2 separate regions of the Mus musculus genome follow, and region 1 is linked to region 2. A link is a loop called in an ENCODE intact Hi-C map of the cell type or tissue named here. Cell type or tissue: heart. All regions are shown on one strand. Links, peaks and the distances in the headings refer to the core of each region. The heading gives the core; the rest is flanking DNA. Region 1 overlaps Pacs2 (phosphofurin acidic cluster sorting protein 2). Region 2 holds the start of Gm26583 (a long non-coding RNA gene).

Evidence for each region. Hi-C counts contacts between places; a loop is a spot of excess contacts. Peaks named below come from ENCODE experiments on the same cell type or tissue, not always from the same donor. Only the 100,000 strongest peaks of a DNase experiment are listed, where the experiment ranks them.
Region 1: it touches region 2 in a loop (9-fold over the local background); 4 of 42 quality-filtered maps call a loop at or near these places.

Annotation. Positions count from the first base shown.
Region 1 is chr12:113,040,090-113,048,835 of GRCm38, reverse strand. It overlaps Pacs2 (phosphofurin acidic cluster sorting protein 2), which reads right to left. Exons shown (of 24, transcript NM_001081170.1): 2 at 4,523-4,610; 3 at 3,269-3,358; 4 at 1,682-1,807. Among named protein-coding and RNA genes, the nearest start is that of Pacs2, 30 kb to the right of the region's middle. In heart, for the core only: a CTCF peak has its summit at 3,301 (motif pointing right); no DNase peak of the experiment used is centred there; H3K27ac peaks cover 329 bases.
Region 2 is chr12:112,951,242-112,959,987 of GRCm38, reverse strand. It overlaps Gm26583 (a long non-coding RNA gene), which reads left to right and starts at 5,699. Exons shown (of 2, transcript XR_381995.2): 1 at 5,699-8,746. Brf1 (BRF1, RNA polymerase III transcription initiation factor 90 kDa subunit) reads left to right here. Exons shown (of 18, transcript NM_028193.3): 18 at 1-126. In heart, for the core only: CTCF peaks have their summits at 1,514 (motif pointing right) and 3,963 (motif pointing left); DNase peaks (open chromatin) are centred at 1,498, 3,967 and 7,357; H3K27ac peaks cover 2,590 bases.

The sequences.
Region 1 (8,746 bases), core at 194-8,193, 89 kb before region 2:
CAGAAGCTCAAAAACAAGTATCCATTAGGAAGCTGACCTCTGCAGCACCGGTATGTGACCACAGGAGTTGAGGGACACCCAGGCTTGGGTAAGATGGGGGAGTGCAGTGTAGGCATGGTATGTGTGCGTGTGCATGTGTGCATGCACGTGTGAACCAGGATAAGGTGGAGTCTCTTTACCTAGAAAAACATGCTCTCCGGCTTCCTCTACTGGGAGGGTAGGGAACAAAAAGGACGTGCTAAAGACAGGCCTGAACGCCTGCTCTGACCTCAGCAGACTACTGCTCTCTGGAACATCCTGACATGGAGCCACAGGTAACTCAGGGCCTGGTCCTGCCTGGACAGAAGCATACGCTGTACCAGCTGCTTCACCTCAAAAGAGCCTTCTGGTCCAGGCAGGGTCCCAGGCAGACGCACAGACAAGGCCCTGGCAAAGGCTTGTGCCGCTCTCAACCCTGCTTTGCTGCCAGCCCTTTTCTTCATGCTCTCTTTGGCTCCCTGGGCTGCAGCTGGGCTTCTGGAAACATCTTGGATTGGGACTGGCCAGCTAGGCACAATCCTGGACAGCAGCAGTTCCTGCTTCAATAGCTCAGCAGTTCAGCACTCGGAAACCCTCTGGCCCAGCAGAAGCTGGTGACACTGAGTGACACAGGAGGAGCTAAAGCCAAGTCACTCTGTGGCGCCTCCTCCTCTCTACTCCTCACAGCCTTTTTCATTTTCAAAGTTAAGGAAGCTTAAGAGGGTAAAGAGTAGAGCAGGGTCCTAGGAGGTGTGAAAAGTGGCCTTTGGGAACTACAGACACTGAGTGAGGGAACCTTAGGAGTGACGGGGCACAGGAAGCGTGCAGTCTTTAAACCATAGGTGCTGTAGCAGATGTACTTTGGGTATGGTCACTCCAGCAACTGCCTATAGAATCAGAGGGAAAGCCTTAGGCCAGGAAGGCAAGGGAAGTTCCAAGAGACGGGATGTGGCAGGCTTGAGTGCTTAGGCCAGGATGGAGAGACCTGAACGCACAGTGGCTGACGAGGCACTGAGTAGCCCCGAATCCTTGGGTAGCTCACGCTGAGGACGGTGTCATATCCTGGCTTGCAGCCAACCTTCCAGCCTCAGGTGGCCACCAACACAGCTGCATACTTGTCCCAGACACGAACTGGAACTCCAAAAGAGGAAAGCTCTATAACTTAGGGACAAAGTGGCCAGTGCTGAGCTGCCTCTTCTCCCAAAGTCATTCCTGTATCAATGAGGGTCAGCTGTTCAGCCCAGAGGCATCACCTGCCTAGGAGACCATCCTGTCTCCTCAGTCTCTGCAGAGCAGCATGGCTTCCAGGAGATATGGGAGCTTTTGGCTCTCTGCCCTTCTGAGGTCTTTCTACTGGCATGGCTCATGTGCTCGTCTGAGCTACTGGGGCAGAGCAAAGACTAAGGGGACATCCAGGGAGAACCCGTGTAAGGAAGGAGTCCAGGAAAGGCAGCTCCAAGCACTCTTCTGGGAAGTGGGGTACAGATGGTTACAGTACTGGAGCAGCACACTTTGTAGCATAGGACTGGGGACAGGGAAGTATCCACAGAGTGATGCCACAGTGGAGCCCAAACTTGTGGGTGCTCTGATGACTTGGAGGATGGTCTATCAGATGCATAAATTCATCGTGTTCTGGAGCCCTGACACCGGCCCGGAAGCCTACCTCAGCCATGTTGATGGAGCCCGCGGCCAGCGTTTTGTAGCCCAGGATCGTCCTGTTCTTGTACCGCTTCCTGCGCTGTAGCATGATCTGCAGCTTGTTGCCTTCCCGCTTCAGGAAGTGGGGGTACTGTGGGCACAAGAAGCTTCCTGACGCCTGCTGCAGCCTGGCTGCTGACGGCAGGATCAACAACATCCCCGAGGAGCGCCTGCTAACACGGCTGAGACCTTCCAGGGTCAACCTACCCTCAAGAATCTGCAACATTGTGAGGCTGCCCTCTGTTTAGATCAGGGGATCCACTTCTACACTAGAGGAACATATCTGCTGCACTGCTTGGGATGAGTTATCATGTGACATCTGAAGACAGCCTGGCACCTTCTCAATATACAACATGGCCCTAAGTTTCTGATCGTCTTCTCTATGTGGGAGGAGCTGGGCCTTCTGTGGATGACCCTGTGCACTGCTTGCTTAGGCTACCAAGCAACATTGTCCCATCTGCTACAGCGGCACATGCTTAGAACTTGCACTTGTGACAGGGGCTTCACTCAGAGGAAACAGTTCCCATGGGGTCCTTAGAGCTCACAACCAGAGCCTGGGGTAAGTTCTGGAAGCAGGGTTAACCTCTAGTGTCCAAGCAGGCTGTTCATCAACACACTTCTCAGAAGTCACTGGGGCCACGTACTTGACACAGGTGTGTAAACTGGTACATTACACTTCCATAAACTGGATCCCCCACAGTGGTACACAAAGCCCAGAACCAGATGCTCTGGGCTGGCAGGCTTCCTCCTCCACAAGGACTCTGAACTTAACACACTGTTTCCACACAGTCTTGCCAATCTTTGCTAAACAAGAGAATAAAGCAACCCTGTCTTGATATGTTTGTCAATGTGATGCTTAACCTTGCTTGTCACCTGGAAGGATCTAGGATTACCTAGGAGACAGGCTCTGAGGTGCTCCAGTTAGGATTGCCTAGATTAGGTTGTCCTTGGAACACACCTGTGTGGGATCGTCAAGACTGCGTTAACTGAGGTGGAAAGACCCACCTCAGATGTGGGAAACTCCACTGGCCCCAGGCTGGAGGAGGAGGTAAGCCGAGTTTCAGCAATCAGTGCTCTCTGCTTCCCGTCTGCGGATGCCATGTGACCAGCTGCCTAACTCCTGCAGCCTCAACTTTTCCACCATAATGAACTCTACCTCAAACTGTGAGCCAATATAAGCCCTCCTCCCTGAAGTGTGCTTCTTACCAGGTATTTTGTCCCAGCAATGAAACAACTAACAGAGACCTCATCATTCCGTTTTCTTTATTATGAGAGGGGGAGAAAGTATATCAGTATTTTCTAATTGTTTAATAATAACTCTTGATCAAGAGGAGATCCAAGTAAGAAAGAGTACAGGTGGCTCTGACAAGGCATCCAGCACCCAGGGTACTCAGGGCACACCTGTCACTCAGGGCACTTGGGAGGAAATGAGTCCACCATCTCCAGGGTATTGAACAAAGTGTGCCCATCACCCTGGGCACCATGGGAAGGAGAGTTTACTATCCAAAGCACTGACTTTCTCAAATCCTCACTATCCAGGTATCCCACTTACCTGGAGAGAGAAGGTCAGAGCCAGGTCAGTTTCCACTTGTCCACTAGGAGGCAACACAATCTCATGTGATCTCAAGACACGCTTGGAACCCTGGAAGGAAACAGCCTTCTAGTCTAGAGCATATTAAAGCAAACCAGCAGAGAGCATCCTCACACCAGCACTCTGAACTAGCATGACAAAGGCCTCACTGGGTAGGGAAGCAGGAGCAGGATTAAAACCTGATTCCACCAAAAGGTTCTACCCAAGAAACAGAAGTGGAAGACCAAGAGCAGCTCCTGCCAGAGGAACAGTCACCACAGCACAGCACAGCACAGCACAGCCCACCGATGGCCTCTGAAGGCCAGTGCACAGGTATGGGTGTGTGGGGTCAACAGAGTATGCCATTTAAAAAAAGACACTGCCACAGGGACAGGAAGAGCACAAGATGTTTACAATAGATTCAAACTGCGCAGGTGATACAGGGCACAGTCTGGCACAAAGCCAAGCTGGTGGAGACTTGCCTGCCTGCTTAGATGCCAAGAATCCACAGCACCTCCAACCATAAACAGAAGCCAGGCCTCCTTGAACTCCAACCACACATCTCAGGGCAAAATAGGAGGGTCCTGCATAGATGGAGGGTTCTGTGTGGCAGAGGAGACCCTGAATGACAGGCGAAGTGCTAAGCACACTATTACAACAGGTCTGGGGTGTGTCCAATACCATAGGCAGTATGGGGGGCGGGTGTCAAAAATAGGTTACCTCAGCAGGACCCACATACTCCCTGACAGAGGGTGAGGAGTAAGGTAATAAACAGTTGCCCCCTTTACCCAGGCACACACAGGCCTTGTGTGGGGCTGCCTGCCACTTGCCCTGCATGTGCCACCCATGCACAGAGGGTCACCCTGAGCTACATCTGAGCAGCCAGGAGTCAAAATCCACATCCTGTCCCCTGAGAGTCAACCTGTAACCTGCCAGTCCCCAACACAACAGAGGCAGCCCAAAGGGCTAGCAGACACATCTGGAGGGCCAGGGATGCTCTGCCCAGAAGGGTGGGATCCAAGCTCATCCAGTCACAGGCTCTCCAAAGAACAGCAAAACACTGGGGCAGGTTCTAGTCCAGAGAGCCCCATGTCCTGTCTCTTCTTGTTACTACTCAAGCCTATTACCTGGGACAGGCATGAGCAAAAGCCCTGGGTAGGTGGCTCAGTGGTGAGGGTTCAGGGACCGAGTGAGAAGTGAGGCTGGCCACACTTGTGTGTGTGCAGTGAGGGTTACCTGCATCTTGACGGCAATCACCACGGACAGGAGTTCTTTTTCCAGTTCCCGGAGCACTGCCAGCTTCTTCAGGGTCAGGCTACACAACCTGCAAGACACAGGGCTCAGACTTGCAGCAGACGTCCTAGGTACACTGCCCAGCTGCCTAGAGAGCTGCAAAGACTCCACAGCCACACTTGGTGTCCCCAGGAGAGGCAAGGACTCCACAGCTACACTTGGTGTCCCTAGGAGAGGCAAGGACTCCACAGCTACACTTGGTGTCCCCAGGAGAGGCAAGGACTCCACAGCTACACTTGGGTGTCCCTAGGAGAGGCAAGGACACCACAGCTACACTTGGGTGTCCCTAGGAGAGGCACCAACTAGGAGGGACTAGATGGAAACACCAGAGAAGAAACATCGGAAAGCCAATCATGTGAGATTCAAGAACAAGAGGCTTCCAAAGGCCAGAGTGCCTGCACTAACGCAGCAGTATAGCTTGTAGCTATAGGAAGACATCCTCCCACCCAGGCCTGGCTGCCCCTATCCCATGCTGCCACCTCCACGAAGCAGACATGAACTCAGCTCGATATTCTGCTCTAAAGCCTTTGAGGTACATGGAGACAAGCTTTGCCTACTTATGGGCAGTTTCTGATTAGCCTCCAGGGTAACCAGTAGGGCTGTGCGTACAACTCTGAGAAGCCAAGGGACTTCTCTCACTCTCTGGGATAGCTGGTGTACCTGAAAACTTGCAAGCTGTCTCTTTCTGGAGATTTCTGTGTAATGTTTTCATACCCGAGCAGAACTTGAAGAAGTATGGGAATGAAGCCACAGATGAGAGGTGGCTACTGAGAAGCCACAACAAGTAGAAGACACAGTTACCTAGGAAATGGACCTGCAGAAACAGAGTATCTCAAAGGAAACTAGAAAGCCTCCGGAATGGAAACAATGTGAAGACAGTATGTCAGGATCTGTGCAGGCATTAGTGTTTCAGTCGAAAGATTCCCACTGAACAGGATAAGCTGCATAAAACAATAAGAAACCAGAAGAGGGAGAGTGCAAACTGAACACCAACAAAGCATAAGGAGACAATAGAGATACTCAGAAACAACTTGAAATAGGGAAAATAAAAACCAGATGTTACTCTTTTGCAAAGATTGAGAAAATTCCAAAACCGTCAGCCAAACAAAGATTAAAAAAAGAAAAAAGAAAATTCTCTTTATTGGGAATAAAAGAGAGAACTAGAGATCTCCGATACCTACTCCTCAAGCAGATAAAATGTAACAACTTACAGCCCCCAATCTCCAAAGCCTACCAAGCTGAAACTGGTAACAGAACAGTACTATCTATTAAGTAAAGTCAGTGAAGCCCAAATGTTCTGAAGAAGAAAATCCAGCTAATCCAGAGGCAAGAGTACTGCTTGCTGACCATGTCTGACACACAGGACTACATCCCTAATTCAGGGCAGAGGGAAAAACAAACATATCCACATAACCTTCCAGAAAGCAGAAGAGAAAGGACTGCCTCCACTTATGAGATTAGCATTGCCTTTCTATCAACACAGACAAAAAAAACAGCACCATAAAGAAACCACAAAAGCTGGGTGTGGTGGCTGGCACTCACCCACAGTACCAGCACTCGGGAGGCTGAGATAAGATGACCTGGGCCAGCCTGGGCTACTCAGCCAGACCTTATTAAAAAAGATACAAGATGAGGAGCAGGACAGAGATGAGAAGAAGAGGCCAGGGAAAGCACACTACAGGCCGATGTCATGAATACAGATGTAAAGTCCTTCCACAGGTATTTGCAAGCTAAATCTAGCAAGACATAAAGATATTAATATACACAGCCAATGGGGGATGTTCCAGGGATGAAATACTGGTTCAGCATTTGAAAATCATTTTAACTTACCATATCAATAAGCTAAATGAGAAAAAACCCATCTGTACCCTCAATTTGGTTCAGTTTTCTCAAGAGACCAAGTATTAAAGGCTTAGTACCTATGGGTAGTAGAAGTATTAAATGGGTAGTAGAAGTATTAAAGGCTTAGTGCCTATGGGTAGTAGAAGCTTTAGGAAGAGGGCCCAGTGGAAGACACACCCTTAAGAGGAACTGTGGGCTGGGCGGTGGTGGCGCACGCCTTTAATCCCAGCACTTGGGAGGCAGAGACAGGTGGGTTTCTGAGTTCGAGGCCAGCCTGGTCTCTCTACAGAGTGAGTTCCAGGACAGCCAGGGCTACACAGAGAAACCCTGTCTCGAAAAAAAAAAAAAAAAAAAAAAAAGAGGAACTGTGGGACCCAGTGGAAGACATGCCATTAGGGACTGTGGGACCTAGTGGAGGACATGCCCTTTAGGAGGAGGACCCAGTAGAGGACTGTGGGAGCCAGACTCTTCCTAGGTTTTGGCTGTGCTGACTGTCAGGCCTGTAGTCTCATTACACCCATGTTGCCATCATGATGTCCCACTGTGCCGCAGACTGAAAGCAATCTCTCTAACTCTGAGTCCTCTAAGTCGATTCTTTGACTGTTTGCTATCGTGCCAGAAGTCAACTGACACGGAAAGCTGGCATCAAGTGAGGTTGCTATGGCAACAACTGGAGATGCGTGGAGCCTCTTGGACTGTGCAGGAGGAATGTGGTAGTCTGCAGAAGCTCCAGAGGCAGTTCTGATATTCATGCTAGACCTCTCAGTGAGTCGGGAAGAGAAGGGATCTCCCAGTCTGCACCTGTCACGGGAGTAGCAGAGACTTGCTTCCCTGAAGACAGGATGTGGGCTGCCTTGACTGTCCTTGCCCGTGTCTCACACGGCCCTGTCCTGCCTGCCTGGGTCGACAGGCAAAGCAAGGCAACCAAAGACATGAGGTCAGGAAAGGGAGACGCAAACCGCCATTGTCTACAGACTCCAGGATTGTGCACAGAGAAACCTAAGGAACGCAGGAAGGGTCAGGACAAGTTCCCACTGGCCAGGATACCTATAAAAAGTGATTATGAACCACACACTGTTCCCAGTAAACAAATGGAAGTCAAGTGTTCAAAAAACATTCACTCATATTATCTCCAAATAGAGAAAATATATCTAAAGTAAATGCATGCTAGAAACTCCAAACGCTGGGCTGGCAAGTGAAGTCACTCACTGCACAAGCCTGGCAGCCAGAGTCTGAGCCCTGGAACCCACATAAAAAGTGAGAAGCTGACTAACCTCACAAAACTGTCCTCTGACCCACACTCATGCACCCGCCCCAACATCTACACAAACACACAAATAATAACAAGCAAATACGATTTTCAAGGAAGCTCTGCATGCTGGTGAACAAGCTCAACAACAGAAGGAAGTGGAGAGCCAGGCTACGGGCTGCACATCAGTTCTCCCCAAACTGGTTTATCCATTTAGTACTATTCTAGTGAAATCACAAGAAGGGTTGTGTGGTTCTGTCAAAATCAACACACCGACTTTACCTCTCATATGCGTGGGCACTAGAATATCCAGAACAACTGAAGAAAGGAAAATAGAGTCTAGCTTTCTCACCCTGACGACAAAAGCTGCATCCAATGTGCTGCCCACAGAAAGGGAAGCAGAGACGAACAGTCAGACAAAGGACTGATAAATCTGACTCCATCACAATTTAACACTTTGGCTGGAATGGTAGCTAACACCTTTAACCCCAGCACTCTGGAGGCAAAGGCAGGCAGATCCCTGGGATTCTGAGCCCAGCCTGGTCTACAGAATGAGTTCCAGGCCAGCCAAGGCTACATAGTGAGCAACTTTCCTCTGCAAAACCACTGTTACAGACAGGCTTTGGGGATGGAGAGCTGGATCTGTTGGCTAAGAACTTGCCATGCACCTGAGTTCCATCCCCAGCCTCCAAGTAAAATGTCACACTGCAGAGGCAGAGGAGAATCTCAGGTTCTGTAGCCAGGCAGTCTAAGACAACTGGTATACTCCAGGATCAGTGAGAAAGTGGTCTCAAAAAAAAAAAAAAAAAAAAAGCTTTTGACTCCAGGGGCTCTGATACCCTCTGTAGGCATCCTTGGGCACAAGGAATACATGTGGTGCACTGAGATACATATAGACAAAACACCTGTAACCCATAAAATACAAATTAAAACCAAAACAATAAAAAAGTGAGTGAAGTGTTTGAACAGCTCCTTTGCCTGGAAAGACAGGTGACTTGGTACAGCAAGGTTCCCGACATCATTAGTCACTGGTGATGTAAGTACAAGTCACAGTCATAGCAGAAACTATACCAGAG
Region 2 (8,746 bases), core at 328-8,327:
TCCCCAGGCAGGCACTGTGTCCTCCTGTCGTTAGGAAATTGAAGCACAAGGGCTTCAGTCAAGAAGTCCAGCCAGCTTAGCCTGCTGCCAGTGTTCTCTGCCCTGTCCTTCCCATCCTGGAGAGAGGTATTAAGCAAGAGACATGTGGCAGTTATTTCTCTATACTAGGCAACCATAGTCTGGGGTCTGTGCCTTTAACTTCACATCAGCTTCCTGCAGGCAGGATGCTTCCTACCGTTCCCGGTGTCCATTCATTGTCTTGAACTGCCCGGAGCATCTTAGGCCTCAGCCTCCTGCTTAGGACGAGTCCTTGTGGCTACCCAGTAGCGTCTTAGTGAGGTTTATCAGCAGCACCCAGGAAGTGAGACCAGCAGGCCATGTACACCTGTGTGCAGCTTCCTGTTGATGTCTAGCACAGTCTGTGTGGAGTTCTGGCCCTGCCCCATCAGTTAGAATGAACCTTTAGTCCTCCTGCACAGAACCCTCTGCCAAGAAGCCTGCAAGCTGTCTCCTGGGCCTCTTCACGAGAAGGTCTACAGAGTGCCCTCGGTGCAGTTAACTCCGGCCTCCCTTCCCTGGATGCAGCCTTGCATGCAGACCACTTGGCTTTCAGATCAGGAGGTGGGGCCAGGCCTGAGGTGGTGAGTTGTGGGGGCCAGGCCTGAGGTGGTGAGTTGTGGGGGCCAGGCCTGAGGTGGTGAGTTGTGGGGGCCAGGCCTGAGGTGGTGAGTTGTGGGGGCCAGGCCTGAGGTGGTGAGTTGTGGGGGCCAGGCCTGAGGTGGTGAGTTGTGGGGCCAGGCCTGAGGTGGTGAGTTGTGGGGGCCAGGCCTGAGGTGGTGAGTTGTGGGGGCCAGGCCTGAGGTGGTGAGTTGTGGGGGCCAGGCCTGAGGTGGTGAGTTGTGGCGGCTGCAGATGAGTGGATGGTCAGACAGGTAGGAAGTGATTGTGACGGAAAGACTGCACGATGCTTTGGGATTGTGTATGGGGATATGGAACCAGGCTCAAAGGCCCTTCCCAGAAGTGAGATCACAACTGTGGTAGGGGAGAACAGTTTTAGTATGTTTGTACGTTTTTATACAGCAGGACTTGCCTGTGGCATGGAGAGAGTACAGGGTGAGGGGTGGGAGGTGGGAGCTCAGGAAAAAGAACCAAGTGCCCTGGGAGGAGAAGTGGGAGGAGGCCTGCTCCCCAGCTGTGCCTTGTCTGCCCAGGAGCCAGCAGGAGGAAAGGTCTGGAAAATGGAGCAAGGGCCGGGAAGGCTGGAGCGCTCTTGTAAGGTAGTTAGATGAGTTGCTCACTACCACGGATAGAGTTAGAACACAGGGGTGTAGGGAGGTGGACAGTGCTGAGTGAGGACAGTCCGTAGGAGATAGGTGAGTAGCAAAGTGTGTGTGTGTGTGTGTGTGTGTGTGTGTGTGTGTGTGTGTGTCCTGAAATGTGGGACCTGGGTTGGGGAGAGCCGGGTGTTGAGGAGGAAGGGCCCAGTAGGGGGCAGCCGTGAAATGGGCAGGATGCTTCTGAGCTGAGGTCATAGCCTTGTGTGTGTCTATGAGCAGCACTAGTGTGAAGCTCAAGGAGCACTGGGTCTGGATGACCCCACTGTGCATGCAATTAGTCCATCTCTGCCTGCTTTTTCTGACTGGGGTTATCACAACAGAATCCTCCTGCCTGGGGTCTTCTCAGAGTGCAGAGCAGTGCCTCAGATAGCCTCCTGGGAAAAACTAGTCCTTACCACACTGGACCTTAGAAGAGGGAATTAGGAAATGAGGGAATCCATTGGATCCTGGATTCTAGACTGAGACTCTGTGTGGTATGCACACTTGAGTGCTGAGCAGACAGGATAGCTTATATCTCCCAGCCTCCTCTGCCTTCTGTCTTCCTGCCAGGAGGAGGGAGGTGCAGGGGACACTACATGTATGGTACACTATCCAAGTGTCTTGCCAGCCCCCTAAACTGAGGAACCTAGTACTTCATGGTTGCCACCATCCTCTGCAAACTGAGGATCACTGGGGCAATACAGTAGCAGTCAGCAAGGTTCCTGTAAACCTAGACATGTGAGGCTTGGCAGAGCGTGTTTCTGTCTTTAGAGGGAACTGGGCCACAGAATGAGAAGTTGCAGCCGTGCAAGGCTGTGAGGCACTGTTCCCACTTGGAGCTGTTCCCTCCTGAGCTATTGTACCCATTGAGAAGCCTGTCCAGCCTGCCCTGGACCTGGGTTCTCTGATCAGGTGCTTTGTCCTCTGTACACTACTGAGCAGGAGTGGAACAAGCCCTGTGTGGGGTGGGGTTGGGGCACTCCTTTTATACATAGTTAGAAGGTGGAGACTGAGGTTTGGCCACATCCTTTGCCCAGATACCTGTCTAGGACCAGGGGATGGATACACCTTGACAGTGTGAGAGAATACATGGAATGGGCATGGATCTAGCTGGATATATCTTTGCCTCTGTAATACCTCTAGATGGTAGGTACCCTACAAGAAACTCCAGAGACCAGGGAAGCAGGGCCTCAATGGTGTTAGTGAGGAAGTGGAGTAGTGGGGTACGTGCATCTTAGGATACCTGTTAGACCCAGAATTTCTCTCTGGCCTCCCTTCTAAGAGGTGTAGAGCAGGAGTTAAGTAAAGGGAGACTGTTTGGTACCTCATGGAGATTGCTTCCTGCATGATGGATAGCCTGGGTTCTAATTGCTCTCTTCTCAGCATAGAGCAGTAGAGCTCTGGGTGCTCAAGTGTGCACACCAGACAGGGTCCCAATCTAAAACCAATGGACTCCCTCTTTCTCTCTTTCCCTTTTCCAAGGCCAACTCAGGAGCTGTGGACAATGGACTTTTAGGCAGTAGCTGGAACTGGGTCTAGGGTGGTTTCTTGGGAGTCCTTCCAGTCTAGTGAGCCAAGCCTGGGCCAGCCCCTGGAAGACCTTGACTTTAGTGAAGAGATCCATCAGCCCCTAAACCCTATGGATTGCTATAACCTTAATTTGCTGTAGGCCCCCAACCCTGCAGCCCCACAGCCCCCTCCTCTGGGCCTATGCCAGAATCCTACCTAAGTCAGTGTAGCGGGGAGTGTCTGACTTCCTTAGCCCAAGTCTTAGGGTGTAACCCAAATCTTGGGCCTCTCTTGGGCACAGAAGAAACTTTGTGCTCGCTGGGACAAAACACCTGCTTGGCTTTTCCCCACCCAGTCTAGCCCATTTCAGTGACTGCTGGGGTGGGAGGCACCAAGGAAGCCTCCGCACGCACCCCAGAGTGAGGGGTGGCTGTACCCAGGTGACATACGTACACAATACAGGTTAGTGTTGCATATGGCTATGGTGCTGTCTGTTGAGGGTGCCCCCACTTTCACCTGTTGGGGCTTCCTTCCTGTCCTATTCTCTGCACCTCCTGAAGCTTGTGTGGCCCTCTGCACCCGCATCTGCATCCTCCAAGGGTGCAGGGGCCCATCCATGGGCAACAAACAGGCTAACTCAAAAAAGCCCTGTATAGCCCTGCCTGGGAGCACCCTAGAGGAGGTAGCGTGCTCCCAAGTTCCTAGAAACCTGCTTATCCCTGTCAGTGCTGGGGTTTTCATATGACCTATAAGGTGGTGTGCCTTATCCCGGAGGCAAGCGAGCAGGAATCTAGTCACTCATGAGAGTGTACACTTAAAACAGTAGCTGCTTGAGCCTCCCCTGGTGGTCTAGGCCTAGATGGAGTTTAATATTCAGTACCATTGCTTTGTGAGTCAGACCAGAGCCCACAGCTAACAAGCTTTTTTTAGCTTATACTGCCCTGGACCACTAAACACTGGGGGTGGGGTGGGCGTGGGGGTGACAGCTAGGCAGAAATGGGGAAGGCACAGTGAAATGAAGAAGGCAGACCCTGGCACTGAACCTCAGAGGTACAGGACTTACTGATACATCAGTTATTTGCAGTGAATTGATGTGATTGGCCACAAGCCTGGGCTTGCACCCTCTGGTGGCTGTGTGCAGTACTACTTTCTGAAGGCCCTTCACTCTTAACAGTCAGCACAGATCAAGGGTGCGGTCACTGCTTGGGCAGTGCAGCAGACTGGCCCCATCACTGCCTCACCCCTACCCTGCAGTCCCATAAATAGGGGGTACCCCGAACCAGCCAAGCTTAGTGGGAGGACTGGCGAAGATATGAGCTAGCACACAGCTCCCAGAGCAACAACACATGTTCAAGGCTTTTTTTTGTCCTCAGGTTGTTGCCCTACAGTCAGCACCCTCCAACACAGTGGTTTTCAACCTGTGGACAGAACTTTGGGGGTGAGACGACCCTTTCACAAGGGTCACCTGAGACCATCGGCAAATACAGATATTCATGATTCATAATTATAAAATTTACATAATTACAAAGTTACAACTATGTAGTATCAATGACTATAATGTCTGTCTGGGGGTCACCACAACATGAGAAATTGTATTAAAGGGTTGCAGCATGGGGAAGGTTGAGACCCAGTTCTCTAACCCTTATCTCTACCCTGTCACAGGACTCAGCCACTCTGCAAAAAGTACCCTTGCCTCTTAGGGGACATTGAGGTATCAAGTCAGCTTTAGGTACAATGGTTGGGGGGGGGGTGTCTCCATTCAGTGGAGAGTAAGCTCTGCAGATAAGGATCTCCAGCCCATTGTGGGTTTTAGGAAGGATTCTTGGATAGGGGGCTAAGCCCCCAACATGTTCCTGAGCTCTACCTAGTGAGGTAGGCCATGTCTCCTTGGTGGTCAGAGCCTGTGTCCGTACCCTGAGCCTGAAGGGCTGACTGACATCCCTAGGGTGCCTGAGCTGGAGCAGGTTGGCAATGGGTGGGGCTACACTTGGCACCTGAAGCCTCCCCAGGCCTTCAAAGTGGCCGTGGGCAGTGTTAATGGGCAGACTTTATGGTTTTCCTGTTGGGAGAGGAACCTAGCTCAGGGGAACTATTGTCCCCAAACAATGGGCCTGGCTAAGACCCATGAGAGCAGTGGCCCCAAACTGGTGAGACCCGTCTCAACCATCACCCACTTTTTAAATCCTCAACTTGACCTTGGATCCAGCTTGTCCTGAGCCTCATCCTGCCATACTCTCCTTCCTGCTGACCCTGGCCGGGGAGGAGCAAAGAGGAACTCCAAGCATCTCCAGGAGCTTTAGTGCATAATGCACCTTGTGCCCCAGCCCAACTCGAAGGCGGCAGAATAGAGAGGGTGTTAGCAGAGGCACCTGGGCAGCAAAGCTGAGCGCCCATGCTAGCCCTGCTGCTTAGGTGGAGGCCTGGCAGGCCCAGAGGCCCCAGCTTAGTCCAAGGTTGAAGTCTGGAGAGAAGGCCAAGTTAAACTTGGTGAGCTGAGGGCAGATAGACCTCCTGTTCCCAGCACAGTAGAAGTGAGGCTGTGCTAGACAGCCAGGCAGCAACTTGGTAGAGTAGCATGCCAGCCTTCCTCTGGGAATAACAGAATGGGCTGGAGAGCTGGGAGGTGCCCTCCACAAGCTCGGTGTGGGGTGGAGAAGGCAAGGGCTGCTTCCAAGTAAGGATCTGGACAGGGGCTCATAGAGATGTGGAGAAATGGGTTCTAGTACAGTTATGTTTAGGGGCTTACAAGGTGGACAGGGTTCTCTGAACAGAAAGATCCAGGATGTCTGGGTGATGGAGGCCCGTGCCTCTAATTCCAGCACTTGGGAGGCAGAGGCAGATGGATCTTATGAGTTCAAGACCAGCCTGGTCTACACAGCAAGTTCCAGAACAGCCAAGGCTACACGGAAAAACCATCTTGAAAGTAAATAAATAAAATAAATATCTAGGATGATGAGGTGGAATCAGGCTTACCAGCCCATGGGGGCTTCTGGGGATGTTCCTGGCAAATGTGCAAACTTTACCAGCTCATTGACAGTGACTCAGAATGAGAACTTGGAGTGAGCATTGTCACAAGCTCAGGCTGTACACAGCCATATTCAGGCCAGACGGGACACAGGTGTTACACCCCTTCCATCGTGCTTTGCTTTCTTTGGACTTTTTTAAGTTTTAGATTTATTTTATGTGAATGTTTTGCCTGCACACATGAATGTGTACCACATGCATACTCAGTGCTTGCAAAGATCAGAAGAGGGTATCCGATCCCTAGAACAAGAATTGCAGGTCGCTGTGAACCATCGTGTGGGTTCAGGGGAGTGAATCTGGCTCACTCTGCAAGAGCAAGTGCTCTCAACCTTGAGCCATCTCTCCAGCCTGTTGCTGTGATTTTAAAATGCTGAGCAAACCCACCTTGGGGGGAAGAAAAAGGTTCTTTTGGCTTACACATCCTGGTCACAGTCCATCATTGAAGGAAATCAGGGCAGGAACCGTGGAGGACCGCTGCTCACCATCCTGCTCTCCAAGGCTTGCTCAGCTTGCTTCCTTAGATAGCCCAGCACAGCTTTCCCAGATGGCATGGCCTGCAGTGAGCTGTGCCCTCCCACATCAAACAGCAAGAAGATGCCATGTAGACATACCCACAGGCCAAACGTGGGGACAATTCCTCAGTTAACATTGCTTCTTCCTAGGTGACTGGTTGTGTCAAGTTAGCAACCATCACACCTTCTCCACTGGCTCAGCAGGCAGAGGCAGGAAGCCCTAAGAGCTGGTTTGCAGCTCGTATAAATAAGGAACTTTGTGGTGAACACAAGGCCTCTGCAAAGGAGAGCAAGTTTCTTTCCCCTGTAGACAAAAAGCCCACTCAAACATCCTGTCTTTCCCCAGTTTGCCACCAGCCTTCTGGATGTTGGGGCCAAGGGCCTCTCCTCCCCAACTCCAGCTCCCATTTTTACACACAATCTTACAATACTGAGCTATGCTAAGCAAAGGGTGCACCTCAGTGAAGGAGGAGGGGCAGTCTGCCAGGAGCAGCATACCTTGGGCTACTGTTAACAGTCCACTAATGCTCAGAGATAAGCCCAGGGAATGGGAGCGCTCAGAGTGGAAAGGGCTGGGAGAGACATCCTGAGGCCCTAGAGTGGGAGTTATGTAGGAGTTACACTGGGACATCTTCCTAGAGCCAGGCCAAAACAGGGCACAAAAGTCTTACCCAGAAGAGACAGGTCTCATACTTGGGATTCAGGAGGCAGAAGAGAGCACGTGAAGGTAAGGCTGATGGAGCTGTAGGGTGTAGTGGGGTGTGGGCAGGACCCCATGACAAGGAATGGCAAGGGTCTCTGTGGGTAGAGTGGGACAGACCAGTGGAGGTAAGCTCACGGCCCAGAAGCAGAGGTGTACCCTGCCTTGAGGGCCTTAGAGAAGCCAGTCTGTTGTGAGACCTAGTGGCCAGGCACACGTGCTGTGAAGGTAGGCAGGAGGACATGGGGCCAAGGCGTCCTCATGCTGGGCAACGGGTGAGTCACCACTGACCCGACGTCCTGGCGCCAAGGTGGGGGAGCCGGCCACTTTTATGGCAGGAAGCCATGAAGGCTGATAAAGGGCAGGGTTGGAAGCCAAGGGCTTCCCACTTCCTGCAGACTGAGTAGTAGGGCCAGGAGACCTGTGGGCATCTGCTTTTACAGATCCAGGTGTCTACAGCCTGGCCTGGCTGTCTCACAAAATAGGACACATTTTGTTCTATGACTTGTCTCGCTGGACCTTTGAATAGTGTGACAAGAGAGGAGCCAGTAGGTGCAAGGTATCTCAAACAGCTGCCAGGAGAAGGGTCCTAATCAGGGGCAGTGTTGAAGTGGCTAATGCTGGGCCAAGGAGGCAAAGAAGAGTGTGACAGGTGTATCAAACTAACCAGGCTACATCAGGACCGCACAGGTACCCAGGAGATGGGTCACTCACTGGAAGGGCACAGTAACCCAGTCTTTGCTGTGACTCCAGATGATGTCTACTGAACCCCACCCAAAAGTCCTGTCTATGCCAGCCTCTCAGTACTGCCCAATGAGTTCAGCCCTTCCTTTCTCAGCACTACCCAGTCTGCCCACTGACAGAGCCACAGAGGGATTACTTAGCCTGATCCTTGCATCACCAGGGCCAAACATCCAGCACTGTCTTCCAGGCACCATATCTTAAAGTCACTCCCACCCAGCTTCTGGGGCTCCGAGGCAGGTGGTCACCACAAGGCTGGGGAAGCCGCCTCCCAGGGCTGCCAACATAATGGCTTCAAACAATACAAAAAGTAGAGCAGGTGGGCTAAGAGTGTCTCATTACACCCCCTAGCACTCCAACATCCTTGTGCCATTCCTGTGTGTTGCCCTTTCCCCCCAGCACTGCCTCCTCCTTGGCCCCAGTCTCCTGCTGCTGCTGCTGCAGCAGCATCTTTTCTCTGCATCTGGTGGTCAGGACACGTTTCTTGCTTCCTTCCACTAGAGCTGAGTTAGAGCCTTCTCAGGTCTCAGCAGACTCTGAGGGTCCCTGTGTCCACTGCATCATGCTCTCTCTCTTTTTTTTTTTTTTTTTTTTTTTTTTTTTTGTGGAGGAGTAAAGCAGCCAGTGGGCCCGAACTTGTTAGGGGAGGGACTGCTTGCTAGTGGAGGGGAAGCAGGAAATGCTGCGAGCTGGGCATTGCCAAGGGAAGCAGCCCCATCTCTGTCCCGTCTGCCTGGGGTCTGCCAAGACTCCAAATTAGCCATCTCATTCCATCCAGGAATGGAGATCTGTCCCCGTTTCCCCACATTTATAGCCTTTGCCCCCACAGCTGCCATCTCTGTCCCTCCCCAATGGCTCTGTCATTCTGGGACAGCTGAGCTCTTCCTGACAACTACAGCAGATGCCTGCCACGTATTCTAATCACAGCTCTGTGGGCTCATTCA